Linked DNA regions of Homo sapiens: region 1 is linked to region 2. A link is a loop called in an ENCODE intact Hi-C map of the cell type or tissue named here. Cell type or tissue: ascending aorta. All regions are shown on one strand. Links, peaks and the distances in the headings refer to the core of each region. The heading gives the core; the rest is flanking DNA. Region 1 has its middle 45 kb from the start of MIR4472-2. Region 2 has its middle 8.9 kb from the start of MIR4472-2.

The links. Peaks named below come from ENCODE experiments on the same cell type or tissue, not always from the same donor. Only the 100,000 strongest peaks of a DNase experiment are listed, where the experiment ranks them.
Region 1: it touches region 2 in a loop (2.8-fold over the local background); 10 of 110 quality-filtered maps call a loop at or near these places.

What each region holds. Positions count from the first base shown.
Region 1 is chr12:116,374,971-116,390,795 of GRCh38, forward strand. No RefSeq gene overlaps it. Among named protein-coding and RNA genes, the nearest start is that of MIR4472-2, 45 kb to the right of the region's middle. RefSeq lists an enhancer at 7,939-8,615. In ascending aorta, for the core only: no CTCF peak of the experiment used is centred there; DNase peaks (open chromatin) are centred at 7,099 and 8,411; H3K4me3 peaks cover 570 bases; H3K27ac peaks cover 1,864 bases.
Region 2 is chr12:116,429,336-116,445,160 of GRCh38, forward strand. No RefSeq gene overlaps it. Among named protein-coding and RNA genes, the nearest start is that of MIR4472-2, 8.9 kb to the left of the region's middle. In ascending aorta, for the core only: no CTCF peak of the experiment used is centred there; DNase peaks (open chromatin) are centred at 5,106 and 5,556; H3K4me3 peaks cover 1,473 bases; H3K27ac peaks cover 2,197 bases.

The DNA of each region.
Region 1 (15,825 bases), core at 6,224-11,223, 51 kb before region 2:
TGTGCGTGTGTATGTGTTTGTGTGTGTATGTGTGTGTAAGAATGTCTTTGTGCACGTGTGAGTATGCATGTGTGCGTGCATGTATGCGTGCATGTGAGTATGCATATGTGTGCATGTGTGTGAGTATTCATGTGTGTACGAGTATTCATGTGTGTGTGCATGCGTGAGTATTCACGTATGTGTGAATATGCATGTGTGTATGTGTGTGAGTTGCATGCATGGGCATGTGTGTGAGTATGCATGTGTGTATTTGTGTGAGTATGCGTGCGTGTGTGAGTACGCATGTATGTGTGAGTATGCGTATGAGTATACATGTGTGTGAGTATGCATGCGTGTGTGTGAATATGCATGTGTGTATGTGTGTGAGTATGCATGCGTGTGTGCATGTGAGTATGCATGTATGTGTGGGAGTATGCATGTGGGAGTATGCATGTATGTGTGAGTATGCATATGTGTGTGTGCATGTGTGTGGGTATGCATGTGTGTGCATGTGAGTATGCGTGTGTGCATGTGTGTGAGTATGCATGTATGTGTGAGTATGCATGTGTGTGCGCGTGTGTGAGTGTGCATTGTGTGAGTATGCACATGTATGTATGTGTGTGGGTATGCATGTGTGAGTGTGTGAGTATGCATGTGTGTGCATGTGTGTGAGTATGCGTGTGTGTGCATATGCATGTGTGTATGTGTGTGAGTATGTGTGTGTGCGTGTATGTATGTATGTGTGAGTATGCATGTGTGTTTCCATGTGTGTATGTGTGTGTGCAGGCATATAAGTATGCGTGTGTGTATGCATGTGTGTGTGCATATGTGTGAGTATGCATATGTGTGTGAGTATGCATGGGTGTGTGCATGTGCATGAGTATGCGTGTGTGCATGTGTGTGAGTATGCATGTGTGTATGTGTGAGTATGCATGTGAGTATGCATGTGTGCATGCATGTGTGTGAGTATGCGTGTGTACGTGTGTGAGTATGCATGTGTGTATGTGTGTGAGTATGCATGTATGTGTATGCATGTGTGTGCATGTGTGTGAGTATGCATGTGTGTGTGTATGCCTGTGTGTATGTGTGTGAGTATGCATGTATGTGTATGAATGTGTGTGCGTGTGTGTGAGTATGCATTGTGTGTGTATGCGTGTGTGTATGTGTGTGAGTATGCGTGTGTGTATGTGTGTGAGTATGCGTGTGTGTATGTGTGTGAGTATGCAGTGTGTGGGTGCATGTGTGCACACTCAAACCAAAAGGTCAGGGGAAAAGCATTCTCCCCACTAGAAGCTGGAACCTGAGGAGGGCAAATGCTTCATTATTTAGATTCGAAAGCTACTCATTAGGCAAGACTAGAGCACTTAGGAAGAAAAGCTGACCTACCAGTGTAAAATGTTATTATAAGTAATGACAATGATTATAGGATGAGGGTGTGAGCTGAAAGAGGGAAAGCTGGAGAGGTTAATGTCCATTAACTACCGAGAATTAGGATATTGGCTTCTGCAGACACCTCTGGCTAAGCCCAACGGTCTGTTTATTTACCTCGTAGGAAGCTCTTAGCACATCAAAAAGGTATTTCAAACACAACCCTCACCCCCAACAATTAGCTTTGGGAAGAAGAGTAAATATGGATGCAATTTATCACTCTGAGGGCCCTACTATCGGAGACAGGTGCCTGTCAGTGAAATAAAACAGACCCCAAGCCCCGCCAGGAAGATCAACCCAGAAGCAATTTGCTAATTTGCTGATCATGGGTGGACAGTCGTTGCTCAAGGGCTTTGGTGACACACAAACAATTCATATCTTTCTGCTAATTCTCATAATCTGAGTCAAATGTTTCCTTTTGGAACCAGTGGGGGAAATAATGACTCAGGAGTGGGTTGAGTCAATTTCACTAGCTTTGCTTTGTCCCCCTTTAACTTAGAAATGTAATTAGAAAGAAATGGAATACTGTTGGCAAAGAGCCATGGGAGAGGGACGTGATTGGAGGGGACCATCCATCCCAGTTGGCCCTGGACCGAGGGGTTTTCTGCAATGTAGGACTCTCTGTGCTAGGTCTGGGACAGTCCTGGGCGAGTGGGGACGGTTGGTCAGTCACCCTACCTATTCCCCCTTTCCCATGGCCCCATGCAGGTGTTGGGCAATCCCAGCCGGGAGTAACAGTGGGTAAAAGTTGGCTTGTAGTTGCCTTTAAGAAATTCTGGGCTGGGCACAGTGGCTCATGCCTGTAACCTCAGCACTTTGGGAGGCCAAGGTGGGAAGATCGCTTGAGGCCAGGAGTTTGAGACCAGCCTGGCCAACATGGTGAAACCCCATCTTTACTAAAAATAAAAAAATTAGCTGGGCGTGGTGGTGCATGCCTGTAGTCCCCTACTCGAGAGTTGAGGTTAGGAGGATTGCTTCTGCCCAGGAGGTCACAGCAGTGAGCTGTGATCATGCCACAGCACTCCAGCCTGGGCAACGGAGCAAGACCCTGTCTCAAAAGAAAAAAAGAAATTCTACCTCCTCCCATATGGCAAAACAGACTGTGAACCCATTAGCAACAGGAATGTGATGTCGCGTGGGGCCTGAGTGGGAGTAGCAGACACCAAGGGAACAAGTCCAGAGAGACTTCTGATAGGCGAGTGCGCGAGGGTCCGAGAGCTGATCTTATACTGATGACTTTACCTTCCCAGGGAACTCTTGATGGGAAACGGCAGGACCCTGTGACATTCTGCAGATTCTGAAATTTCTGTCCCCTCCTCCATCTATATCTGAGCGTGTTACAGAAACCAGGGCAATAATGCACACTTTATTCGCGAGATGCACATAATTCTACCATTTCAGCTGGTTCCACTGCTTCTGAGATTTTGTATATAAATATCTATGCGTGTGCGTTTGTGTGTACATTTCTTGACATATTTACGAAGCCCCAGTTTGCCAACCTTCAGGGCATAATGCAAGAACTATTTTTCATCCTAATCTGCTGTAATGACATGTTTTATTATACTATTTCAGCTGTTTCCATTGCTTTCGCTGTTTCATGTTTTATGTATTTTAACTAATGCTTTAATTTTAGTACGTTGTGCCCTAAGGTGACTTCACAAGGCTTACTTTGGAAGATCGACGGGGATTCACAGCAATGGCAATTGAAGGCTCTACCCACACCCAGCACGACGCAGATGTGGAGATGGGAACGGAGGGCAGGGTGGGAAGGCTGGCAGCTTAGGACCTGGCGTTTGTAACACCGAGATGTACAGTCACCCTAGGTTTGCTCAGGGCTTTAGCCCAGTTTTAGCCCTGAAAGCCCAGCGTCTCAGAACCTGCTCAGCTGTGGACAGACCAGGGTGGTTGGTCACCCTACCAAGATGACGGGCTTGATTTCGATATTTGGTTAGGCTGCTTCTTAGGAGGTAGGAGGTGTCTGTCTCAGTGTACCAAAGAAAGGGCCTGAGGTTTGGAGTCCCCTCCTCTTAGTTTCAAGCCCAAGCTCTGCCGACACTGTAATAGTCATTTGAATCTGATGAAGTCACTTTAAGCCTCCGTTTCTACATCTGGAAAATGGGGCTGGGAAAGCATCTCCTGGAGACCTGCTGTCAGGGATAGAGGGAGCGGTCCATGTTCTCTGCCTGGCACTTAGGGAGTGGTTGAGGTGGCGGTGCTTCACTAACCAGCTGTGGGGTCTTGGCCTGATCATTCCTCTTCTCAGGGGTTCCCATTCCCTTTTCTCCTACCTAATAATGGAGGAGTCAGACAGGATCCTTTTATTTTTTTAGAGATAGGGTCTCGCTCTGTCGCCCAGGCTAGAGTGCAGTGATGCAATCATAGCTCACTGCAGCTTCGAACTCCTGGGTTGAAGGATCAGCTAATTAAAAAAAATATTTTTTGAGACAGACAGGGTCTCACTCTGTTGCCTAGGCTGGTTGTGAACTCCTGGTCTCAAGAGATCCTCTTTCCTCAGCCTCTCAAAATGCTGGGATTACAGGCAGGAGTCACTGTGCCCGACCCCCAGACCGGATACTTTTGAAGTGCTCAAAGTCCACATCCTGAGGCAAAGTGAAGGGCAGAGGCCACCACCTAGACCTTCCAGACTTAAGCATCAAGGAGTCCCCTTAGCCTGTTTACACCCTTCGGCAATGGGGGCAGAGGAGCACAAGAGGAAAAATAGTAATAATAATAGTGGTCGTAATAATAATAGCTTCTGTTTCCAGAGAGCTTATTGCGTGCCAGGCAAGCCCTGTGTTAAGCATTACTCTTTACCTTCCCATTTGATCCCTTCCACAGGACACATGGGAATAAGTGAGAGGATAACACCCATTTTGCAGAGGAGGAGATGGATATTCAGAGAGGTGAATATATATATTTTTTGACATGGTGTCTTGCTCTGTTGCCCAGGGTGTAGTGCAGTGGCACAGTCTTAGCTCACTGCAACCTCTGCCTCCTGGGTTCAAGTCATTCTCCTGCCTCAGCCTCTCAAGTAGCTGGGATTACAGGCACCTGTCACATCCCCGGGTAACTTTTGTATTTTAGTAGAGACAGGGTTTCGCCATGTTGGCCAGGCTGGTCTCGAACTCCTGACCTCAAGAGATCTGCCCGCCTCAGCCTCCCAAAATGTTGGGATTACAGGCGTGAGCCACCACGCCTGGACTGAAGACGTTTCTTGAAGACCACATAACAAGAAAGTGGTCAAGCAGGCATGTGACATTCGTGACTCCAACGTTCACCACGATATCCTGCAGCCATCTTGTCTGGAACATCCCTGTCTGTTCCCAGCCCATGGTAGTAAATGGGGCGGCACTCAGTCTTTCATACCTGCTTGTCTCCTTCCTCATTTTCCCTCCAACACACCAGACTCTGGGTCCTCCTGCCTCTTTTGGGTCTTAAGCAGAAATGTCATTTCTTTCTTCCTTTTTTTTTTTTTCCTTTTGTGAGATGGAGTTTCACTCTTGTTGCCCAGGCTGGAGTGCAATAGTGTGATCTTGGCTCATCGCAACCTCCGCCTACCGGGTTCAAGCTGTTCTCCTGCCTCAGCCACCTGAGTAGCTGGGATTACAGGCATGTGCCACCACGCTCGTCTAATTGTGTATTTTTAGTAGAGATGGGGGTTTTCCATGTTGGTCAGTCTGATCTTGAACTCCTAACCTCAGGTGATCCACCCACCTTGGCCTCCCAAAGTGCTGGGATTACAGGCGTAAGCCACCGTGCCTGGCCCATTTCTTTCTTTTTAATCCCCATGCCCTCTCTTTGAAAACCTCCTCTTCACACTGCAAAGTCCAGCTCCTCTGTGTCCAAGACGATATCCTCTTAGACTCCTACTAGTGGCTTATTTGCTGATTCAGCATTGGGTCTTCCCTGTCCCTGACATAACATGACGGGAAGTCAGTGGAAAGTTTTTTGGTCAGAAAAGCCCCAGCTGTCTCACTCATGTGCCCTGGATGGCCATTGGCCATCCTGTTTCAGATCCTGGAGATGTGCTACCACACACCACTGTGTTTCATTCTCACTGGACACCAGGAGGCAGGCACTGGGAAGAAGACACCATCATTCCTACTTCTAGAACTGGCTAAGAAAATTGCACTTTTTTTCTGTCCAGGCGTGGCGACTCACACCTTTAATCCCAGCACTTTGGGAGGCCAAAATGGGTGGATCTCTTGAGATTAGGAGTTCAAGACCAGCCTGGCCAACATGGTGATACCCCGTCTCTACTAATAATATAAAAAGTAGCCGGGCATGGTGGCAGGCGCCCGTAGTCCCAGCTACTCGGGAGGCTGAGGCATGAGAATCATTAGAACCCAAGAGGCAGAGGTTGCAGTGAACCAAGATCATGCCACTGCATTCCAGCCTGGGTGACAGAGTGAAACTGTCAAAAAGAAAGAAAGAGAGAGAGAGAGAGACAGAGAGAGAGAGAGAGAAAGAGAGAAAGAGAGAAAGAAAGAAAGAAGAAAGAAAGAAAAGAAAAGAAAAGAAAAGAAAAGAAAAGAAAAGAAAAGAAAAGAAAAGAAAAGAAAGAAAGGAAAAAGAAAATTACAGCCCATGGGCTGGCTGTTTTTGTCAATAAAGTTTTATTGGAAACAGCCATGTGCATTCATTTATGGTAATCCATGGCTATTTCCACACTACAGCAAGAAAGTTGAATAGTTGCCACAGAGACTGTAATGCCTCGCAAAGATATTTACTATTTGGCCCTTTGCAGAAAAAGTGTACCAACCCCTGTAAATCAAGACGAAGAGCGGAGGTTCAGAGGAGCTTCAGCAACCTGCCCTAGTTTTCTCAGTGAGCCAAGGAAGGCCTGGGGCTCAAATCTGAAACCCCAGATCTTAGGGCAGGTTTCTACGCCCTGGACTCCATCCTTGCTTTCTCCCAGGGCTCCCTTTCTACGCCCCAAACTCCATCCTTGCTTTCTCCCAGGGCTGCCTTCCACGGAGGTTCCCGGTGCTCTGCATTACACCCCACAGGTGGCTCTTGCCTGGCTTTGGGGGGCTCAGGGCAGCAGCCAGCTGGAGACTTCAAGTACAGGCACTTAAGGCACGGTGGGACCAGAGAAAAGAAAGTTGGCTGGAGAAGTTTTGTTTATTTGTTTGTTTTCATTTTTTGAAGGCTGGAAGTGCATTTGCTAAAGAACCTCACTTCTACCGATCTCATTTTCCACGCACTTACAAACGGACCAGAGGTTGCAAAAGTGAGTCTCTCCTCGCTTCTACCGATCTCATTTTCCACGCACTTACAAACGGACCAGTGGTTGCAAAAGTGAGTCTCTCCTCGCTGAACTGCTCTGTTGTTTCCAGTTTCTGAGGGGCCATCTCGGGCAAGGCTTGGATGGGGCAGGGCCTTCTCTAGGTCTTGGGACCGCCCCTCATTGCAGGAGACAAAACTTCCCACATCCCACATCCAGGCTTCTCTGATGTCCCCTCCCCCGCACCCAACCCGCACCCATCTTCCCTGTTTCAACCCTCCAACTCCCCTCTCCCCAGCATCTCCAGGGGTCTGCGTTCTCCTTCCCAGCCCTGGGAGCTTTATTTCAAGCTGAGATACAATGACACATCATGTTCCTTTTCTCTTTCCTTCTTCTTTTTAATAAAGCTGTTTTGTGTCTCCACACCACCCCCCTTCTGCATTCCTTGCATCTTAGTCTTCCCGTCCCCCTCCTGTAGGAAATGTCTAGGATTCTCTCACTGGGGTGTAATGGTTAAATTGCTACCAGCTGATTAAACAGCAGCAGTCGAAGCTGTAATCCTCAGCGTTCAGGAACCTGGGAAGGCAGGGACGAGTGCCCTGACCGCTTAGCCCCTGCTGACCCCCCTGCCAGGCGCCCGCCCAGTTTCACCCCTTTCATTTGTCCCGGGTTGCTTAATAGAATCTGCTGGGAAGGGGCGAGGGGCTGAGAAGGAAGAGGAAGGAGGAGGGAAGAGGGAACAGGCAAGAGGGGAGGAGGAGAGGGTCCCTCCACCAGCTCTGGTTCAACCTCCAAGGAATGTTGCTCCCACCCCTGTCCCTTTCCTGCCCCCCTGTAAAACCACACACACACACACACACACACTCTCACACACGCACATACTCACATTAGCGTACACACTCACATGTTCACACACTTACAGATACTTGCATATACTCACAGCCACACACACACACCCACATGCTCCCTTGTTCATACACACAGCCACGCACACACTTTCTCAAACTCATACATACAGACACACATACACACTCATGCTCACACACAGTCACATATGCATAAACGCATGATCACACACACACAGCCACACACATTCACACACTTTGATACCCCCCAGAGCCAGTCTCTTTCTCATTCTCTGCAGAATGAAGACCACATGAAGGAGAAATCCCACCTGCCCTGCTGCTCCTCCTGGGAAAGCTTCCTCCCCGCACCTGCCCCCCATATAGGGAAGGGTCAGAAAGATGGGAACTGTGAGATCAGAGACCGGTCTGGGAAGCGGGAAAGTGCAGGCTTTGGGTGCAGGCAGCCAGCTGCAGGATCCTGGAGTCAGGACTTCCTTTCTTCCTGCCTCTCTGAGGATCGAGTGGGAAAAACACCCAGCCCAGTCAGGCAGGCACAAAACATGTGTTACCTCGATGATCTGTGCTGGGTGCTGGGGTGCAGTGCAGCTGGCATAGCCTTCTGCACCCTTGAAAGCAACGTGTCCCTTGGGCTCCTTGATGGACACTTCCCACCCTTGGCTCTTCACCTGCAAACTGACCTGTGACCATCATATGAGACCCTGGGTGTGCAAAGGTGTGGCCACAACTTAGCACATGCCAGGGTCCCACGACGATGGTTTTCCTGTATGATTAACGTTGCTGTCGATTCAGGCTCTGGACTAAGAATAGCAGGGGGCAGCCAGCCTCCTTGGGAAAGTTTATTTCCGTGGAAAGTATAGTTCAGATGAGTGAGGATCTGGCCTCGATTCATCCTCCCTCCCTCACACTTAGTCAGAAACCAGGGAAGGGCCTACTGGATGGAGGGGGAATTGGCTCACAAGCACTGGAAGTTTGCCACTGCTCCAAGTACGCTGCTCTCTGAAGCAACCTTTCTCTTTCCCCTGGGAGAAAAAAGCCTCCAAGCAGGGTGTAGGAGAGGGCAGAGGGAATGGCTGCCGAGGGCCCTAGGCCAGCCTTATTTCTGTGCAGCGGGTTGAATGGTGTCTCCCATTCATGTCCACCTGGAAACTCAGAATGTGACCTTTTTTGGAAACAGGGTCTTTGCAAATATCATTCAGGTAAGAATGAAGATGACATCATACTGGGTTAAGGTGAGCCTTTTTCTTTTCTTTTCTTTTCTTTTCTTTCTTCTTTCTTTCTTTTTTTTTTTTTTTGAAACAGAGTCTCACTCTGTCACCCAGGCTGGAGTGCAGTGGCGTGATCTCGACTCACTGCAACCTCCGTTTACCAGGTTCAAGTGATTCTCCTGCCTTAGCCTCCAGAGTAGCTGGGATTACAGGTGCCCACCACCACGCCCAGCTAATTTTTGTATTTTTAGTAGAGATGGGGTTTCACCATGTTGGCCAGGCTGGTCTTGAACTCCTGGCCTCAAGCGATCCTCTGGCCTCAGCCTCCCAAAATGCTGGGATTACAGGAATGAGCCACCATGCCCAGACCAAGGCGAGCCTTAAATCCAGTGTGAGTGTCCTAAAGAAAGCTAGAGAAGGACCTAGAGACTGTGAGGATAGAGGTCGACATTGGAGTGATGCAGCCGCGAGCTAAGGAACTCCAGGAGCCACCAGAAGCTGGAAGGATACTGGAAGTGACATTTTGATTTTGGACTTCTGGCCTCCAGAACTGGGAGAGTAACACATTTCTGTTGTTTTCAGCCATGCAGTGTGCGGTAATTTGTTACAGTAGCCACAAGAAACTAATATGCTTTGCAAAGCATGTGTCAATGATCCCATTTTACAGATAGGAAAACCAAGGCACAGCGAGGGAAAATTTGCCTAAAAATCACACAGTTGGTTGGAAGTGAAGCCAGGATTCCAGCCCAGGTCTGTGTGATTCCAGCACCTGGACCCTGGACCACCGAGTTCACAGAGAAGGGACATTTCTGCAGGGGAGAGCTGTGGTCAAAGAGAGGAATAAAGGCAAGTGTTGGCTTCCTCAGAAAGCGGCAAACAGACCGGCAAGGAAGCTGTGGCAAGGGGTCTGGGAGATGGGACCCACTGTCTCAGACATCTTCCCCTAGGCTTAGAGTCCACATCAGGGAAGGGTTGCTGAGAATTCCACTGGAGTGTCTCCCAACCCCTCCCCCACCCCTCAATCTGGAGAGCCAGGTGGTTATGAGACAAAGAAGCAAAGGACCTCTGGTCACAGCTGACCAGAACATTCTTCCTGTCTGGGAGCTGCCCTGATCTTGCAGTGGGCAGTGAGCTACTACACCTGCCCTCTGGGAGGCTGAGTATTTACCTAGAGGCACTGCTGGGGCTGCCGGCCTGGGAGCAAAATTTAAGGAGGCACTTGTTCTCAGGGCCATGCATGATGTTCAGGGTCGTGACTTGCGTGAACCTGAGAATGAGCGCCTCCTTAAAAATTGCACCTGGTTTGCCTGGCCCTATTCCTGGCCCCACCCCAGGGGTAATTTATCAGAGGAACAGAGGGTATTTGGGGTCCATTGGCAGCTGGTAGGTGCAGAGTCACACAGACCTGGGCTTGAATACTGACTTCAGTCACTTAATAGCTGGGTGACCATGTATGGGTCTATTCTTTTACTTGAGCTCAGTTTTCTCATCTATAAAATGGGGATTATAGAATAAAACTGACCTCATAGGTGGTTGTGGGATTAAATGAAGAGTGTCCACATAAAGTACCCGGCACTCAGTAATGTTAGCTTATTATTATCTTTTTTTTTTTTTTGGCAGCTTAGAAAGAGGAAGTTCGTGGGTTGCAAAGTGAGTAATGGCTGCATCTGGGAGCTGATCAAAGGTGGCCAGCCAAGTTGAGTAGCCAGTTCGGTGTATGAGACTTAACAACACTGGTAATTTCTTTCTTTTCTTTTTCTTTTTCTTTTTTTTTTTTTTTTTTTTTTTGAGGCACTCTGTTGCCCAGGCTGGAGTGCGGTGGCGTGATCTTGGCTCACTGCAATGTCTGCCTCCCAGGTTCAAGCGATTCTCCTGCTTCCGCCTCCTAAGTAGCTGGAACTACAGGCACACGCCACCAGGCCCAGCTAATTTTTGTATTTTTTAGTACAGACAGAATTTCACCATGTTAGCCAGGCTGGTCTCGAACTCCTGACCTCAGGTGACCCACCCGCCTCAGCCTCCAAAGGTGCTGGGACTGCGCCTGGCCAACACTGGAAATTTCTTGTTTAAGAAAATTCCAAGCTCATACTGGGAGGGCGAGGCCAGGACATGAGGCTGCAGTGGACATCCATAGCTGCAGGGAGCCTCACTCGCTAGGCTCTTCCACATGTGTGAAGCCATCACATTCCTCTAGGCACCGCCCAGGACATCTCCTGCTGGAGGAGCGTTAGAGAGTGTCCCGGCTCCCCCTAGATCCACCTCTGACCATCTGATCTGGTTACTTCCTAACGTCCTGTTTGTTTTCCTCTAAACCAGAGAGAACGTTGAGCTGGGTCATTGGCGATAAGGGCAGGTTGGGTTGAGCAACCGAATCTGTTCCTTATCCAAGCAACAGATCTTTTCTAAAGTTCAGCTCTGGTCGGATCCACTGCCCACGAAGCGGTTCATACAGCCACCACCATCAGTTCATGATTCTCCACGCCAACAACAGCATGTGCTTCACTAGCCTCCACAAATGCTGACAGGTGAAGGCAGACTGTTCCTTGGAGCAGTTGACCTGGGTTTATTTTATTTTATTTTATTCATTTTATTTTATTTTATTTTATTGAGACAGAGCCTCAATCTGTTGCCCAGGCTGGAGTGCAGTGGCCGGATCTCAGCTCCCTGAAAACTCCGCCTCCAGGGTTCAAATGATTCTTGTGCCTCAGTCTCCTGAGTAGCTGAGATTACATGTACATGCCACCATGCCCATCTAATTTTTGTATTTTTAGTAGAGATGGGATTTCACCATGTTGGCCACGCTGGTCTTGAACTCCTGGCCTCAGGTGATCTGCCCGCCTCAGCCTCCCCAAGCGTTGGGATTACAGGCATGAACCATGGCACCCAGCCTTATTTTATTTTTTGAGATGGAGTCTCACTCTATTGCCCAGGTTGGAGCGCAGTGGCACAATCTTGGCTCACTGAAGCCTCCGCCTCCCGGGTTCAGGTGATTCTCTTTCCTCAGCCTCCCAAGTAGGTGCGGTTACAGGCATGTGCCACCACGCCTGGCTAATTTTTGTATGTTTAGTGGAGACGGGGTTTCACCATATTGGCCAGGCTGGTCTTGAACTCCTGACCTCAGGTGATTCGCTCACCTTGGCCTCCCAAGGAGCTGGGATTACAGGCATGAGCCACCACACCCGGCCCACTTGACCTGCTTTGACTTTTTAAGCCCATTGATTTGCTCTCCTGTCCCTTGTTCCCACCCTAGAGAGAGAGGCATGCATCCAATGTTCCTATTTCCGGACTTTTTTTTTTTTTTTTAAGGGCTGGGCTGCCATCTGCCCAAGTCAACACCCACCTAATTTTCCGGCGTAAACTGCAGCCCTCGTTTGCTTCCTCGAGCTTGGCCTGAACCCAGCACCTTAATCTGTACCTTGGCCAGGCTCCCAATGCAGATGCAATGTGTACGCTTCCCCATTAGCACAATTATCACATCACTAATGAGGGCTGCCACCATTTATTGAGCTGTTACTATATGCCAGGCTCTGTGCTAAAAGTTTTCCCCAGATCATCTCATTTAGAACTGGCATTAACCCGACGAGCAGATGATTATTTTATGAATGAGCACACTGAAGCAGAGAAATGGGAGTGCTTGACCAAGGTCACCCGTTTGGGGAAGCAGGGCGAGTACAGGTCAGTTCCACTGCACACTGCAGGCCCTGAACCTCCCAATCAACTATACTGTTCTTTAGTTACCTGCAAATTCATCCCCTCTACCGCTAAACCTGGCTCCCTATGTCTCCTAGGGTATTGGATTTTTGAGAACAGGAAGGCACAACTATTATTTTAAAGAAATTATATGAACTGGTGGGGCGTGGTGGCTCACTCCTGTAATCCCAGCACTTTGGGAGGCCAAGCTGGGAGGATCACGTCAGCCTAGGAGTTCAAGACCAGCCTGGGTAACATAGGGAGACCTTGTCTCTACAAAAGAATTAAAAAGATAGCCAGGCGTGGTAGCATGCACCTGTAATTCCAGCTCCTCATGAGGTGGGAGGATCACTTCAGCCTGGGAAGTTGAGGTTGCAGTGAGCCATGATCACACCACTGCACTCCAGCCTGGGTGACAGAGCAAGACCCTGTCTCAAAAAAGAGGAAAAGAAAAGAAAAGAAAAGAAATTGTATGGGCTGGGCGTGGTGACTCACGCCTGTAATCCCAGCACTTTGGGAGGCCGAGGTGGGCGGATCACTGGAGGCCAGGAGTTGGAGATCAGCCTGGCCAACATGATGAAACTCCGTCAATACAAAAAATACAAAAATTAGCTGGGTGTGGTGGTGTGTGTCTGTAATCCCAGCTACTCGGGAGGCTGAGGCAGGAGAATCGCTTGAACCTGGGAGACAGAGGTTGCAGTGAGCAAAATGGTGCCACTGCACTCCAGCCTGGACAACAGAGTGAGACTGTCTCGAAAAAAAATAAAAAATTATATAAACTTACAATTAAATAGATACATTGAATTGAAAGATAAAAGTAATAACACTAAAACTCCTCACTTCTTAATTTACTATGTTCTCCCATTACCTATGCTCTTAAGATTATGATATCTGTTTGGTGAAAATTCTCTACAGTGTCTGCTCCTGTGCCTGTCTTCCCAACTCTGTGTTCAGTGACCTCCCCTTGGGAGTTTGAGATTGACTTTGGTGGGAGTATTTACACCATAGAAATGGGCAAATGCTATATACCAGGGTTTTCCTCCAGAGAACTAGTTATTAAACATTGACCAGCACCACTGATCACAACATTTGTGGTAGGTATTATAAGCCCTTTTAACACAGAAGCGACTGAGGCTTAGGAATGCTAAGTGATTTGGCCGAGATCAATGGCTAGGCAGTGGTGGAGCCAGAATTCGATTCCAGGTCATGTCATCTCTACTGCGTGGATATACCTTCGCGATTGCTGAAGAAGGAAAAATAAAACAGAAGCTCACTCCTTTCCAACCTACTCCCACCCCAGATGCTGCCTTGTGTCTGATTAGTAGAAGCAGAAGGTTGTTGGAGTTGGTTCCAATAGAAGAGTAGTAAGTCCTTGGCCTGGAAAGGAGGGAGTGAGACAAGAAGATGACAAGTTAAAGTTTTAAACAGACTGAAATCTCATTCCACTCACTTGAGCATTCAAGAGCTAGTGCTAAGTTGGCCAATTAAGAGTAATTTCATCTCTAGCGCCTCTTCGAGAGTTATTTAAATAAGACTTTAGAATTAATCTTTCATTTATCCCAAGAATGAAACGCCATTCCTACCCTCCACCCTCCCGCCACACACACACACACACACACACACACACACACACAAATGGAGCCACTCTTTTCAAAAGGATGAAGTGTGGTGTTAAATTAACCTTATTCATCCCACACCTGAGCTGCGGTTCTTCCTGAACTGTGTGGACCTAGCGTTAAGTTGTTGCTTCTTTCAGCTCCACGAGTATTTTTAAGTAGATTCAAAGTCCCTCTTGTGAATGAATCATGAACTCAGCAAACGTCAGAAGAGCCTAAAACTCATCAATTGGTAAATATCATTTGTGCAGTGTTTAAGAGGGCAGATAACTTGCCTCCTCATACAACCCTCATGCAGATGAGAAGTAGGTAATTAAGTCCATCTTAGCCATCTCCTCCCAACTCCTTTATTCTTCCTCGTGAGGATCTGCAGTCTCAGTCTTTGATCTTTCTTTGCTCTGTCCTGAAGTTTCCCCGGCCATGGAAGGAGTCTTGAGCAGAGTGTGAGAATGGCCAGGTGGCGGAAGTGTCTGAGAAGATCCTGCATCGATCCAGAAGCAGTGGGATAAGGAAGGAGCACTGGATGGAAGTCAGGTGTCCTGGGGCCCAGCGCTGGCCCTGCCACACATGGTGTGAGCGCTGAACCCCTGTCCACCTAGCAAAGGTCACATGATGTCCTGGACCCCTGTCCTGTCCTGGACCCATGTCCTGTCCTGGACCCATGTCCTGTCCTGGACCCCCTGTCCACCCAGCAAAGGTCACATGATGTCCTGGACACCTGTCCTGTCCTGGACCCCTGTCCACCCAGCAAAGGTTACATGATGCTGTCTGTAAGCTTCTTTTTATGGTTCTGATATCCAAAGCCACTTAATAGCGTGGAACTTCCACTTCTCCAGTTTAAAAGGTTAAATATGTATATCAGGCTGGCTGGGCTCAGTGGCTCACGTCTATAGTCCCAGCTACTGGGGAGGCTGAGGTGGGAGGATCACTTAAGCCTGGGAGGCGGAGGTTGCAGTAAGCCAAGATGGTGCCACTGCACTCCAGCCTGGGTGACAGCGAGCCCCTGTCTCAAAAACTGTATATGTATATAAGGGCCTACATTTTTGGTTAGGGAGAGAAAGAGAATGAATAAGAAGCTGGTTCTTGTATCTTGAGTCATTACAAACTCCTCTCTCTCCCCCTGCCTGAGGCGTCCTCCTTCTTCATTCTCTATTCAGTTTGCAAGGCTGTTATTCCTGCCAAATGAGTCATTGATGTGGGAAAGTTAATTTATTTTGGCAGACATCACCATTGCTCCGAGAAATAGAGACTATGCACCCACTGTCGCAGAAGACACAAATTATCGTGGTGATTCATTCATTCCTCCCTGCATTCATTCATTCCCAGAATACGTGATTGTTTCTGGAACATACACAAATGGGCAACCCTACCTGTTGTTTTCTGTCTCAGAGAGTAGATGTGAGAATTAAATGAGGTAATATGTAAAAGTGCTTATATAATAATAATAATAACTAATCCTGATTGAGCACGTATTACGTGTCAAGCTGCGTGGTAAGCCTTTTACCTGCTTTATTTATTGTCTTTGATCCTAACACTGCTCTGCAGGGCAGGGATAATGAGTACTTTATTTCAGAGATTCAGAGATTGAAGCTAGGGCAGGTCAAGGTGACCTGGCCACAAGTCATTAAACAGTGCACAAGTGGCAGAGGGAAGCCAGCCCTGAGTCTGGACTTGAAAATATTGCATCATGACCCATATTTATAAGGTATTGATCACAAGGCAGGCATTGGACTTAGAACTTGCTTCTTCTCTCCCATCTTACTCACTTGTCACACAAAACACCTGTGACGTGAGTGCTGTGATTAGCATCTCTA
Region 2 (15,825 bases), core at 2,958-7,957:
GTGAGCCAAGATCATACCATTGCACTCCAGCCTAGATGACAAAAGTGAGACTCCATCTCAAAAAAAAAAAAAAAAAGAAAAAGAAAGGAAAAGAGAAAAGGCCAGGTGCAGTGGCTCATGCCTGTAATCCCAGCACTTAGGGAGGCCGAGGTGGGCGGATCACCTGAGGTCAGGAGTTCAAGACCAGCCTGACCAACATGGAAAAACTCTATCTCAACTAAAAAAAAAAAACAAAACGAAACAAAACAAAATTAGCCGGGTGTGGTGGTGCATGCCTGTATTCCCAGCTACTCAGGAGGCTGAAGCAGGAGAATGGCTTGAACCCGGGAGGCAGAGCTTGCGGTGAGCCAAGATTGCACCATTGCACTCCAGCCTGGGCAACAAAAGTGAAACTCCATCTCAGAAAAAAAAGAAAAAAAATGTATGAAATGAAGTCTCCCTTTGGGTGCAAAATGTAGAATAATGTAAACCTCTCCAAAAAGACAAAAAAAAAAAAAAAAAAAAGCATCAATAATTGCATCATTTCGGAGCTGCATGGGCCAAATGAAGCCGAGCCATGGTGCACTATTGCCTTGTGTTAGCGATACTTTAGTTGATAAATGAAACTTTCCCAGGGTTATCCTTGGGTTATTTTGAGGTTTTAATTATGCAAAGATCTTCAAGAATGCATCCCTTTTTAAAATGTGACCTCCCTTATTACTGTATATGTGTATGTTTAAAAAGATGTAACACATATAAATTATGGGTCCCCATATGGCTCCTTCTACGGACTTAGTTGCATTCAAAGATCCACAGTCTAGCTATCAAATACTAATTAAATCCATACCGTATGTAGTCCAAACCCCGCAGCAACACTGAATACAAGCTGTGCCCTCCTTTTTCCCAATCCCAACTCCAAAACTCCCAGACGACTCTCCCCTCCCTCCTTTCTCCCAGCTCCTTGTTATAGAGATGAAATAAGTTTCTCTAAAAAGTCCTCCTGTCAGATATATCTAATGTAAATGATGAGTTAATGGGTGCAGCACACCAACATGGCACATGTATACATACGTAACAAACCTGCATGTTGTGCACATGTACCCTAGAACTTAAAGTATGATGAAAAAAAAGAGAAAAATAAAATAAAATAAAATAAAATAATAAATAAATAAATAAAAGTCCTCCTGCCCACTTTTCTCACTGTCTCATCTCAAGTCTGTATTTTATTTATTTATTTTGTTAGAGACAGGATCTCGCTCCCTCTCCCAGGCTGGGGTGCAGTGGCATGATCATACCTCAATGCAGTCTCGAACTCCTTGGCTCAAGTGATCTTCCTGCCTCAGCCTCTTGAGTAGCTGTGACCTGCAGGCACGTACCACTGCACCTGGCTAATCTTTTTAAAAAAAATTTTTTAGAGATAGCTGTCTTATTGGCCAGGTGCAGTGGCTCACATCTGTAATCCCAGCACTTTGGGAGGCCGAGGCGGGCAGATCACAAGGTCAGGAGTTCGAGACCAGCCTGGCTAACATGACGAAACCTCATCTCTACTAAAAATACAAAAATTAGCTGGTCGTGGTGGCAGGCACCTGTAATCTCAGCTACTCAGGAGGCTGAGGCAGGAGAATCTCTTGAACCAGGGAGGCAGAGGTTGCAGTGAGCCAAGGTCATGCCATTGCACTCCAGCCTGGGCAACAAGACCAAGATTCTGTCTCGAAAAAAAAAAAAAAAAAAAAAAGAGAGAGAGAGATAGGTGTCTTACTATGCTGCCCAGGCTGGTCTCAGTCTCCTGGCCTCAAACAGTCCTCCTGCCTCAGCCTCCCCAGTAGCTGGGATTACAGGCATGCAGCACCATGCCTGGCCCAAGTCTCTATTGAATGGGTGGTCTACAAGGTTAAGGACTTTAGACCTGGGCTGGCAAGGACTCTTGGGAGAGAATAGGAAGAAAGCGAGAAACACCGGCATTAGTAGATTGCAGAGTTCTAGTTCATGATTATCCCTTGGTCTCATCTCTCTGCACCCTCCTGGAATCCTCCCTATATCTTGTTGATAACCATTCTCAGCGAGGGGTAGTTTCCTAACCTGCCCTGTCCCTCCCCTCCCCAACCCTTGGCTGCCTCCTCTGCCGGCCTATCTGCTCCTTCTTTAAGAGTGATCAGTCATGCATTGTCCCTTTTATGTTCCTTCTCTAGGGTCCCCAGGCACACTTAGCCACTCCTCAGCTCTGGATTCCACTCACATACATGCATTTCCTTGACAATGATCTGCAATGGTTTGTCTATAGGTAAATTTCATCTCTAGGCTGTGAGCTCCCAAAGGGCAAGGACCGATTCACTTCCATCCCTCTATCCTCAGCACTGAGCCCTGCAGACATAGTAGGTGCCCAATAAATATCGCTACATAACAGAGACCCAAGAAAGGCCTTTGGAATTGAACTGAATTGAAAAGAATAGTGAAGACTAAAAATTCGGAGCATAAGGACTGACATTCCTCTGGAAGAGGCAGAGCAAAGGCTGACTGCCTCGTTTCTCTTTTGTAGCCCTCTGGACGGTCTGAGTAGTACAGCCACAGTCCAAGCCCTCCCCTATCCAAATTCGGGACATCTGAAGGACCCGACCCAGCACCATACATGGGGGAAAATCTATATGCCCTCAGCGCTCTTTTATTTCCTCCTTCCAATTCCAATCCCAGGACCTTCCTTGCCATCATTCCGGGGGCGAACGAGTTGACCTCTATGCCCTCCCTTCCAGCACAAGGTATGCAACCCCCGCTTCTCTGTTTCGCAACTTTCCATTCCAGGGTTGACGGAAAACACTGATAAAAGTAGCTTACCCTGGGTGGGCAAGGAGACACCCTTGGTATGCTGTATCCTTAACTGAGGTAGATCATTTCCAAAGACCCCATCTCACATGCTCTTTTGCAATGGATTTTGCCACTCCTCCCATCCAAAGGAAGAATTCTTTATCCTCTCCTTGAATCTGGGCTGGCCCGGTGCCTTGCTTTTAGCAACAGAACTCAGGAGAAGTGAGGCTGGGCAACTTCCAGGCCTTGCAGCTTCTATTTTCACTTTCTTGGAACCCAGCCACGATGTAAAGAGGCCCAAGCTATCCTTCTGGAAAGGCCACATGGAGGAGAACCAAGCACCCCAGCTGACAGCCAAAACCAAGTGCCAGACACGTGAGTGAGGTCATCTTGGGTCTTCCAGCTCCAGTCAAGCTCCAGGGGGAGTGTGGCCATGTGAGTGAACCCAGATGATACCATGTGAAGTGGAAGAACTGCCCAGTGGGGCCCTGCCTGTATCTTTGGCTCACAGAGCCACGAGCACTAACAGTTGTTATTTTAAGCCACTGTGGGTTTGGGGTGGTTTGTTACGCAGCCATAGATAACTGATACATTAACTTTTTTTTTCTGTATGAGCAGAAAAATTGGTGAGGGGGTGGTCTGCGGCTTCTGAGCTGGACTTAGGATATCATTAGAATTCAGGCTTCTCTGTTTTTTTTTGTTTGTTTGTTTTTTGTTTTTTGAGACGGAGTCTCGCTCTGTCGCCCAGGCTGGAGTGCAGTGGCGCGATCTCCGCTCACTGCAAGCTCCACCTCCCAGGCTCACGCCATTCTCCTGCCTCAGCCTCCGGAGTAGCTGGGATTACAGGCGCCCGCCACCACGCCTGGGAAATTTTTTGTGTTTTTAGTGGAGATGGGGTTTCTCCGTGTTAGCCAGGATGGTCTCGATCTCCTGACCTCGTGATCCACCCGCCTCAGCCTCCCAAAGTGCTGGGATTACAGGCGTGAGCCACTGCTCCCAGCCGCTTCTCTGTTTTTGTTTTGTTTTGTTTTGTGTTTAGCTTAAAAGAATACAGTCTCAACCTGGTGATCAAAGTTAGCATCCCCAGAATGAGGCAAATTGGCAGTATGTGCCAGCTGATAGGATGCACTGTGAATGAAAGTGCGTAACCTGAATCTAACCATGAAGAAACAGCTGATAAACCCAAATTGAGGGATGTTCAATAAAATCTCTGACGTGTGCTCTTGAAAAATGTCAGTGTTATGAAAGATATAAAAAGACACAGGAACTGCTTCAGACTAAAGAAAGCAAAAGAGAGGACAACGAAATGCCATATGACATCTGGAGCTTCCTTTGGTGACAAAGGACATCATCAGTACAAATGGGGAGACCTGGAGAAAGTTTTCAGATGAGACAATAACGCTGTGTCAGTGTTCATTCCCTACGTTTGATCATTGTATTGTGGTTTTGTAAGACAATGTTGCTTGTTTTTAGGAAATTCAGAGTGAAGTATTTCACAGAGGTGTGATGTCTGAGAAAACAAGCATTTTTCTCCTCTTTATAGCTGTATCTACAGAGACAGGGGTGGGGGGTGGGGGAAGGATACAGCAAAGTGGTAATGTGGTAACATTTGGGAAATCTGGGTGACAGGTACATGGGAATTCTTTGTATTGTTCTTGCAACTTTTTCCTAAGTCTGAAATTATATTTCAATAAAAAGTAAATTGGGTTGGGCACAGCGGCTTACACTTGTAATCCCAGTGCTTTGGGAGGCCAAAATGGGAGGATCGCTTAAGGCCAGGGGTTTGTGACTAGCCTGGGAAACATAGCGAGACCCCCATCTCTACTAAAAAGTAAAAAAAATTATCTGGCTGCGGTGGCGTGCGCCTATAGTCCCAGCTACTTGGGAGGCTGAGGTAGGAGGATGACTTGAGCTCAGGAATTCAAGGCTGCGGTGAGCAGAGATCACACCACTGGGTGCCAGCCTGGGCGACAGAGCAAGACCCTGTCTGAAAAATAAATAAATAAATGCATAAAGTAAGAAGTTAATTAAAAAAAAAAAGGAAAGCAAATCATCATGTGTGCATGGCTGCTCACTAAGAGGAAAGAACCAGCCGCCTGGGGCAGGACTATTCAGGCTCTTCCTGGAAGTCCCTGGCTCAGAGCAGACTCTTGCCCCTTTCCCCTGTCCCTCTGCCTCTGGTGGCACGCATGTGACAAGGAGCCACTGACCAGCCTGGCTGCCCGCAAGGCCTGGAGCCCGGCATCTGGAAAGGATCAGCTGCCACCGCTAAACTCACCCCTCCACCCACAGCTCATTCCCGGAGTCTCTGAAGGCGGGGCTGAGCTTTGGGGGTTTCGCAATAAGAATCCACACATATTCTTCTGAGGAGGCTGTCAGGAAAAAGCCTTCTCGGGACATCCCTGCAAGCACTTTGCCAAGCCCTCAGTGACACCTTTGCCTTCCTTGCTCATCTGAATTTTGGGGGTTCCTGTTCAGAGGCCACAGAGCACAGGATAACAGAGATGATGGGTGAGCAGATCTTCTGTCAGGACACTTCCTGGGTGGTTTAGCTATTTTGTCTGCCTGGGGCAGGGAGAGAGGAGAGGATCCCTACGGCCCTAGGGGCATCATGAAGTCTCTCCAAGCTTTTGTGCTGAAATGTACATTTTACCTCTCACTTCCATCCTTGCTGCACTTCTAATGCAGTGCAGGCAGCTTTCATGGGATTTGGGCCATGCAGGACTCGCAAGCTCAGCAATGCCAACCATGCACGTTTCTGGGCAGAGCTTCCGGAGGGGCGTGGGCTGGGCTGGAAAGAGCCAGGGGTTTGGAATCCAAGCGAGTCAGGAGGGCAGTCTCCGATTCACCACTTCCAGGCTGGGCAGCATTGGTCTAAAGGCTTCTCCTAGGGCGGAGCTTAATACCCCCATGTGTAAAATGGAAAAAAACAAACACACAAAAACAAATACCCCCATGTGTAAAATGGAAAAAAAAAACACACATGTGTAAAATGGAAAAAAATAAACATTCCTATCGCGAATGAAGCGATAGGAAAGTGCCCGGCATAAAGTAGATTTGTAAAAAGAAACAAAACCAATTCTGTTTTTTTTTTTTTTTTGGTTTTTTTTTTGAGACGGAGTATCGCTCTGTCACCCACACTGGAGTGCAGTAGCGCGATCTTGGCTCACTGCAAACTCCACCTCCCGGGTTCACGCCATTCTCCTGCCTCAGCCTCCCGAGTAGCTGGGACTACAGGTGCCTGCCAACACGCCCAGCTAATTTTTTTGTAGTTTTAGGAGAGACAGGGTTTCACTATGTTAGCCAGGATGGTCTCGATCTCCTGACCTCCTGATCCGCCCGCCTCGGCCTCCCAAAGTGCTGGGATTACAGGCGTGAGCCACTGTGCCCGGCCTAAAACAAAACCAATTCTGCAATTCCATCTGCATTTAGTGAACACTGACTCGGAGCCAGGGGTAGCACGAGGGCCCTCCCAGCTGTGGGAGGATTTAGGTTCAAATCCACGCCTCACCTCTGAATGACTAAGGTTAAATTACCCAATGTAACATATGCCTGGTTTCCCTACCTGGTAACAGGTATAATAATAGCATCCACTGGCCAGATGCAGTGGCTCACGCCCATAATCCCAGCACTTTGGGAGGCTGAGGCAGATGGATCACCTGAGATCAGGGGTTCGAGACTAGCCTGGCCAACATGGTGAAACCCCATCTCTACTATAAATACAAAATTAGCCAGGTGTGGTGGCACGCACCGGTAATCCCAGTTACTTGGGAGCCTGAGGCAGGACAATCGCTTAGAACCCGGGAAGCAGAGGTTGCAGTGAGCCAAGATTGCACTACTGCACTCCAGCCTGGGCAACAGAGTGAGACTCTGTCTTAATAATAATAATAATAATAATAATAATAATAATAATAAATAGCATCAACCTCTTAGACTCCTGTGGGGATCAGCTGAGTCCATACATGTAAATTCACTAACAGTGAATGCTTCTGTAGCAGACATTGCAGGCCAGACACGGGTCTACACTCTTTATTAGTATTGCTCCCATTTTACAGATGAGGAAACTGAGGCACAGAGAGACTGGGTAATTTAATAAGAGGCAGAGGTGGAATCTGACTCAGGAGTCTGGGTCCAGAGTCAGTGTTCCCAACCCCTGAGCTCTACAGCCACAGGCATACAGTAAGTGCTCAATTCATGTTAGCTGCTACTAATGCAGGGCGAGTTTCACAGGCATGAGATCAGTGCCCACACAGGGGCTGGCGCTTAGAAGGGTAATGCTCTCTCGAAGCTCTGCTGTCACCAACTTGAACTTCGTAATAATTTTTGCACAAGGGACTCTGCATTTTCATTTCGCCCCGGGCTGCACAAATTGTGCAGCTGTCCCTGCTGTGTATCTTACAGGAGCAATTGCCTGCTTCTCCCTCCTCCTCTCTCAACTCTGAACTCCTTGGGATGTAAGATTCAGCTAACTCATCTAGCTCTACATCCACCCCTAGCCCATGCCCGGCCTGCAGCAGGTGCTCACATTCTGGTTGGGAGCGACAGAGGTGAGCAGAGCCACAGCTGTTGTTCCTGCCCCCACAGCCCCCTAAACACCCCAAGAATAGCTTCTAGCCCAGGGAGCCTCGGGAACTGCCTGAGAACAAAACTTTCCCGAAGGTGCAGACTCTGGCCAGCGGCCATGGAACCAGGCCTTTCCAGGACGATTGGTGCAACCAGGGGAACTTGCAGCTCTCTGCAAAAGGGGAATCCTAGCCAGGCCCGAAAGACCCTAATCAATAGTTCATTAAGATGCCAGCTCAGAAAATGCAGGGAGACCCAGCATAACGTGTAATTCTGCCTGCGTGGGCTGGTGCTGGGCAGGGTTTTCGCAAGCTGGCAGGGCCCGCAGATAACACTGAGCCCAAAGTGCAGGCTGCAGTCCGAGCACAAGGCAAACACGACCCTCCCTAAGTGGCAGATGTGATTCAGTCCAAAGGTTCAAGTGCGGCAGTTACATTGGTTATGAGATTTTTTCCCCCTTTATACCAGGAGCTGGCAGTGTGGGGGAGGGGGAGAAACCAACACTTGTTGAGCACCTACTATGTGTCTGACTCTGAGCTGGACACACATTAGGAGAAAGGGGTTCAGGACCAGGCAAAAAGTGGGTTTGGGTATTTCTGGGGGTGGAGTTGGACATCATTCCTCTTTCCTGCCTCCCTGACGCGTCCTCCATTCATAATAACTGATTTTTTAAAAAACTGAAGCAAAATGCAATAGCAAAATAGACCGTTGTTGGCCAGGTGCGGTGGCTCACGCCTGTAATCCCAGCACTTTGGGAAACCAAGGTGGGCAGATCACCTGAGGTCAGGAGTTTGAGACCAGTCTAGCCAACATAGTGAAACCCCGTCTCTACTAAAAATGCAAAAATTAGCCAGGTGTGGTGACGCACGTCTATAGTCCCAACTACTCAGGAGGCTGAGGCAGGAGAGTCACTTGAACCCAGAAGGTAGAGGTTGCAGTGAGCTGAGATTGTGCCACTGCACTCCAGCCTGGGCAACAGAGCAAGACTCTGTCAAGAAAGAAGGAAGGAAGGAAGGAAGGGGAAGAAAAAAAGACAGAAAGGTACAACACAGTGGCATTTACTACATTCCCAGGATTCTGCAACCACCACCTCTATCAAGTTCCAAAATATTTCTGTCACTGCAGAAGGAAACCCTAAACCCGCTATCTTTCATTCACTCGTTCTGCTCCTATTCTCTCCCCTCCCTGCCCCTCTCCCTGTCGACCCTGGCAACCACTCACTCATGTGCTTTCCGTCTCTATGGATTTACCTATGCTGGACACTTCATAGAAATGGAATTATACAATTTGCAACCTTTGGTTTCTGGCTTCCTTCACTTCTTCAGCATGATGTTGCTAGATTCATCCATGGCATGGCGTGTGTCAATACTTCATTCCTTTACTGCCAAATCATATTCCGTTGCATGGCTATGCCACGATTTGCTCATCTTCCCATTCAACGATGGCCATTTAGGTCACGTCCACCTTTTGGTTTTTATGAATAATACTATGTACATTACACTTGCTATGTGTACACGTTTCTATATGGACATATGTTTTTGACTCTCGGGTGTATATCTGGGATATCTGGGAGTGGGATTGCTGGGTCTTAGGGCAACTGTATGTTTAGCATTTTCAGGAACTCCCAAACTGTTTCTGAAGGCAACTGCACCATGTGACATTCCCCCACCAGTGTAACATGTGTAACACGTGGGAATGCAGCATGGAAGGAATGTACAAGGGTTCTGATTCTTCACACCCTCACCAACACTTATTATTTTGTTTGTTTCATAATCACCAATTTTTCATGCCGGTGGAGATGAGGCCCTGTCTGCCACGGGGTCTTGTGCACAGAGCCATGTCTTCCAGATTTGCAGGAGAGCCCTACAGAAGCCAGACTGCAAGAAGAGCAATTTGAGTCCTGCCAGAAAGAATCTTTTTTTTTTTTTTTTTTTTTGAGACGGAGTCTCGCTCTGTCGCCCAGGCTGGAGTGAAGTGGTGCGATCTCGGCTCACTGCAAGCTCCACCTCCTGGGTTCACACCATTCTCCTGCCTCAGCCTCCCCAGCAGCTGGGACTACAGGCGCACGCTGCCATGCCCAGCTACTTTTTGTATTTTTTTAAGTAGAGACAGGGCTTCACCGTGTTAGCCAGGATGGTCTCGATCTCCTGACCTCGTGATCCACCCGCCTTGGCCTCCCAAAGTGCTGGGATTACAGGCGTGAGCCACTGCGCCCGGCCCAAGAATTAATCTTACATGGAAGAGCCCGATAGACTGAGAAGCTCCGGGCTGCACTGGTCTTAAAGGGCCTGCCTCCGGGTGGTATGTAGGTGCCTTGGGGAGAACGTGGCTGTGTGTGTGAGTTGAGAGAGAGCTGGGTCACTTGGAGTTGGTAACTTGGAGGCAGCTATGCCAGGGACACCTCCGCCCAAGTGTCACTGCAGTAGGCAGCGTTTTGCCCACTCTGCCATGTCACTGATAGCCTGAGTGAGTTGGCAGAGAGTGATGCTGCAGGTGGTTGGAGCACACCCAGCCCATGTGAGTTAATCATGTGACATCTCCTACCCCAAAAGGAACCAAGAAGTACAATCATATTATCCTTGGAAGGGAAGAGAACCAGAACTATTTGGCAAACAGCATTAACAACTACCACATTTAACTGCCTGCAAAGAATGTATTGACAATAACGTATTGATGGGTAAGTACTAATTACAATAATGGGCTGGGCACAGTGGCTCACGCCTATAATCCCAACACTTTGGGAGGCCAAGTTGGGCGGATCACCTGAGGTCAGGAGTTTGAGACCAGGCTGGCCAACATGGTGAAAGCCCGCCTCCATAAAAATACAAAATTGCCCTGACATGGTGCTGCACGCCTGTAATCCCAGCTACTTGGGAGGCTGAGGTGGGAGAATCGCTTGAACCCAAGAGGTGGAGGTTGCAGTGAGCCAAGATTGCACCAGTGCACTCCAGCTTGGGCGACAACAGCGAAACTCCATCTAAAATAATAATAATAATTACAATAATGTTTCCTGAGTGCTCCCTAGGTACCAGGCATTGTGCTAAATGCACCATTTCATGAATTCTCATAGCAGTCCTAGGGAATAGGCATCATGATCTCAGATGACGCTCACAGAAGGCAAATACTATGTTAGTCTGTTATTCAGAATGCTTTAGGCTGCAAGTTATAGAACACACAACTTAGGTGGGCTCAAATGGTCTTAAGAAATGTCATTACTTCACATAATAAGAAATCCAGGCAGGACACAGTGGCTCACACTTGTAATCCCAGCACTTTGGGAGGCTGAGGCAGGAGGGTTGCTTGAGTCCAGGACTTCAAGACCATCCTGGGCAACATAGCAAGACCCCATCTCTACAATTTTTTTTTTCTTTTAATCAGCCAGGCATGGTGGCATGAACCTGTAGCCCTAGCTACTCCAGGAGCTAAGGCAGGAGGATTGCTTGAGCCCAGGAGTTTGAGGCTGCAGTGAGCTATGATAACACCACTGCACCCCAACCTGAGCAACAGAGCCGTATCTCATCTCTAATTAAAAAAAATATATCCGGCCAGGTGCGGTGGCTCATGCCTGTAATCCCAACACTTTGGGAGGCCGAGGCGGGTGGATCACCTGAGGTCAGGAGTTCGAGACCAGCCTGGCCAACATGGAGAAGCCCCGCATCTACTAAAAATACAAAAACTAGCCAGGCATGGTGGCGGGTGCCTGTAATCCCAGTTACTTGGGAGGCTGAGGCAGGAGAATCGCCTGAACCCAGGAGGCAGAGGTTGCAGTGAGCCAAGATAGTGCCACTGCACTCCAGCCTGGGCAACAGAGCAAGACTCCATCTCAATAAAATAAATAAATAAATAAATAAATAAATAAATAAAATATCCAAGGAAGGGCGTGCTTGGATATAGCCCATGGCTGTGTAGTATCATCATCAACACTGTGAGTTCTTTACAACTTGGATCTAACATCCTTGGGGTCGTCTCTGTCTCAGGCTGCAGAGATTCCCAGCTTTTCATTCAGACACAGAGAGGATTGTTCAGTGTCTCCTCCTTAGGACAAGAGAAGCTTTCCCAAAGGCCCCGCAGACTTTCCTGTCACTAGATCACCTGGTCACTGGTGAACCAGTCATGGGCCAGGGGAATGGAAGTCCCATGCCTGGCATCGTCAGTTGGGTAGAATAGATGTTGGGGACATGGGGTTACAGGGAGAAGGGCAGAGTCAACCATAGGGAACAAAGCCACAGTTTGCACCCAGAGCTGCCTTCTTTTTGACCTCCTGAATATTCAAGAAAACACAACCCAGGCAAGGGTTGTTCTGCAAATCTCCAGCCCAGGGAAGGAAGCCCCACCCCGACTTCCTTTTTTTAAATTTTTTTGAGAGAGGGTCTCACTCTGTCACCAGGCTGGAGTGCAGTGGCACGATCTCGGCTCACTGCAACCTCCACCTCCCAGGCTCAATCGATTCTACCACCTCAGCCTCCTGAATAGCTGGGACTACAGGGGTGCGCTACCACACCCAGCTAATTTTTTTATTTTTAGTAAAGACAAGATTTCTCCATGTTGAGCCCAGGCTGGTCTCGAACTCCTGGGTTCAAGTGATCCCCCTGCCTTAACTGTTGGGATTACAGGAGTGAGCCACCGCACCTGGCCCTGACTTCCTTTTTAACCATGGTTTTAGCACCTGGGCATCCTCTCCCTTTGATCTGCCTTGGACACCCCTGGGGTCCAGCCAACCAGTGACCCAGCATGTCTATTCTAATCAGCCAGCCCAGCTCAGAGCCAGGGCAGGGAACTTCTCATTCTGCTTCTGATCATGTGTCCACTTGCATCAGCCTTCCCTGGCCACCCACAGGGCTGAGGCCTCTGAGAGCTGCTCCTGTTCACTCAGACATATCCAGCAGATCAGCAGTTCTGGGCCCGGGGCCACTACGGCAGGGGCCTTTTGGATTGGCTGTCTGTCCACATGCATCAGCTAATCCTGGCTGGTGGCTCCAGCACCACCTGCAATACGGAGTATGAGGCCTGGCCCCATCATCAAAGGAAGCTGGAGGAGGCAGTGCAATTAGCACATAGCCTTTCTTGTACAGGATGCTAAAGCCTGAGACTCGGCATAGGCAAAGAAATGCACAATGATGGGGAGGGTTTTGGGGGAGTGAGAGGGAAGGATGACAGAGAAGAAAAGAGGAAATAGAGGCTGGGTGCAGTGGCTCACACCTGTAATCACAGCACTTTGGGAGGCCGAGGCCGGTGGATCACCTGAGGTCAGGATTTCGAGACCAGCTTGGCCAACATGGAAACCCCGTCTCCACTAAAAATACAAAAATTAGCCGGTTGTGGTGGCACACGCCTGTAATCCCAGCTACTGGGGAAGCTACGGCAGGAGAATCTCTTGAACCCGGGAGACGGAGGTTACAGTGAGCCAAGATCATGCCACTGCACTCCAGCCTGGGCAACAGAGCAGGGTGGAGTCTCAAAAAAAGCCAGGGGGTTTGTTGGAGAAAATAGAGAGAGAGAGCAGAGTGGGGAGGAACAAGGAGACTCTGAGACGGCAAACTCATCTTGCTCTTGTCTGCATCTCCGGCTCCTATAATACAGTGGTACGTACAGTGGTATGGGCAAGGAAGAGTTGTTTGAACTGACCTGAAAAATGAGGGAGACAGAAAAGATCCCAAGATAAAGGAGGAAGATGAAGGGAGGAGGGGAAAGAAGAAGAAAGAGTGACCGAGCACAGTGGCTCATGCTTGTAATCCCAGTGTTTTGGGAGGCTGAGGAGGGAGGATTGCTTGAGGCCAGCAGCTTGAGATCAGCCTGGCCAGCAGAGCAAGACCCTGTAACACACGCTCCTCAAAAAGGAAAGAGATTCAGAGAAGATAGCAATATGGCAGGGCAGGAATGGGTAACTATGACCCTATAGGGACAAGCCCTATTGCCTTGTCTTTTTTTGAGATGGAGTCTCACTCTGTTGCCCAGGCTGGAGTGCAGCGGAGTGATCTCTGCTTACTACAACTTCCACCCCCTGGGTTCAAGTGATTCTCCTGCCTCAGCCTCTCAAGTAGCTGGGACTACAAGAGCCCACCACCAGGCACGGCTAATTTTTGTGTTTTTAGTAGAGACAGGGTTTTGCCATGTTGGCCGGGCTGTTCTTGAACTCCTGACCTCAAGTGATCTGCCTGCCTCGGCCTCCCAAAGTGCTGAGATTACATGTGTGAACCACCACACCTGGCCTTGTTTTGTTTATGCTGTCTTTGCTACGGTCTGTATTTATGTGCCCCTCTCAAATCCATACATTGAAATCAAACCCTAGGAGGTGGAGCCTTTGGGATTAGGTCATGAGGGTGGAGACCTCGTGATTGGCATTAGTGCCTTCATAGAAAAGGCCTGAGGGAGCTTGTTCACTCTTTTGCTCGGTCCAGCCTGTGAGGACATAGCAAGAAGGCCCATCTAGGAAGCAGAGACCAAGCCCTCACCAGACACGGCATCTGTTGATCTTCCCAGCCTCCAGAACTGTAAGCAATATACCTCTGTTGCTGAGAAATTACCCAACCTCAGGAATTGTGTTAGAGCAGCTCAGATGGACTGAGACACTCACTGTGAGCTCAGTCCCTGGAATTCTGTAGTGGTTGCAATAAATGTTTGTCTTGCTGAACTGAAAGAAAAGGAAGGGAGTCTGGGCATGGTGGCTCATGCCTGTAATCCCAGCACTCTGTGAGGCCGAGGCAGGTGGATCACCTGAGGTCGGGAGTTCTAGACCAGCCTGACCAACATGGAGAAACCCCATCTCTACTAAAAATACAAAAGTAGCTGGGTGTGGTGACGGGTGCCTATAATCCCAGCTAGTTGGGAGGCTGAGGCAGGAGAATCCCTTGAACCCAGGAGGCAGAGGTTGCAGTGGGCCGATATCGCACCATTGCACTCCAGCCTGGGCTACGAGAGCAATACTCCGTCTCAAAAAATAAAAGAAAAAAAAAAAGAAAAGGAGACAGAATAGGAGAGGAAAGAAGACAGAAGGAAGACAGGATGGGGTGGGGGCCCTGGGATGATGAGAGGAGGCATAGAGACAGAGAAAGGGGAGAGGAGGAGAGGACAGGAACAAAGAAAGGCTGGGACTGGAAAGCATAGGAGGAGGGAAGGGCGAGAACAGGCAGGGACAACCAAGCAGGGAGGTGGAAGCAAAGAGGTTGGGCCAGCCATGGGATCTCTAGCAGGCTCTTCCTTTGATGAAAATGCACATTAGCAAACGTGCTAGGATCTGACAAGCGCCAACAGGCCCATCGCAGAGTTAAAAAGCTCTACATCTGTCAGGGTTTCAATTTTTAAGTCAGCACTTTCCTTCTTCTCATGCTGGGATTCTGCAACTGTGGTTTCCCCCCACCCCCATGTCTCCCGCCAGTGCGTGGGGCTTGTCATGGAGCCGTCAGACTTCCGAGGAGCCTGGCGGGGCAGAGTGGGTATGGGTTGGGGGGGTGGTCTATGCAGGGTGAGGGTGGTGGCCTCCTCCACAGCAGCTGTTGCAGGGATGTCCTGTCGAAGGAGGGCCCAGGGAAGTGGGTGATGTGGTAATGTTCTCAGCAGACACTGGGAGTCTCCAAGGCAATGAACTTCTGTAATGGGTTGAACTGTGTCCCCCCAAATTCATGTCCACGCAGAATGCTGGGATGTGACATTATTTGGAAAAAGGGTCTTTGTAGGTTGATATGGTTTGGCTGTGTCTCCACCCAATTCTCATCTTGATTTGTAGCTCCCATAACTCCCAAGTGTTGTGGGAGGGACCCAGTGGGAGATAACTGAATCACGGGGGAGGTTTCCCTTAATACTGTTCTCGTGGTAGTGAATAAGTTTCACGAGATCTGGTGGTTTTATAAGGGGAAACCCCTTTCACTTGGCTCTCATTCTCTCTCGCCGCCACCACGTAAGATGTGCTTTTTGCCTTTCACCATGATTGTGAGGCCTCTCCAGCCACGTGGAACTGTGAATCCGTTAAACCTCTTTTTTTTTTTTTTTTTAAATAAATTACCCAGTCTCGGGTATGTCTTTATCAGCAGTGTAAAATGGACTAATACATAGGTGTAATTAGTTAAGGATCTCCAGAAGCAATTATCCTGGATTTACGGTGGGCCTTAAACCCAACGACTGGTGTCTTTATAAGAAGAAGAGAAGACACAGAAACAAAAAGAGGCAAGACCAGGTGGAGACGGAGGTAGAAGTTGGAGTGAAGCATCTACAAGCAGAGGAACGCCAAGGATTGCCTGGAGCCACCAGGAGCCAGAAGAGAGGCCTGGATCAGACTCTCCCCGGAAACCTCCAGAAGGAACCAACTCTACCCAAACCTTGATTTTGAACTTCCGGCCTCCAGAACTGTGAAATAATAATTTCTATGGGTTTAAGCTACCCAGTTTACAGTACTTTGTGACAGCAGTCCTGGGAGACAAATATACCCTCCTGACCTTGGGGAAGTGTTTTCCCTGCTCTTGTGTCCAAGGGGGAGTTGGCAGGACTGTT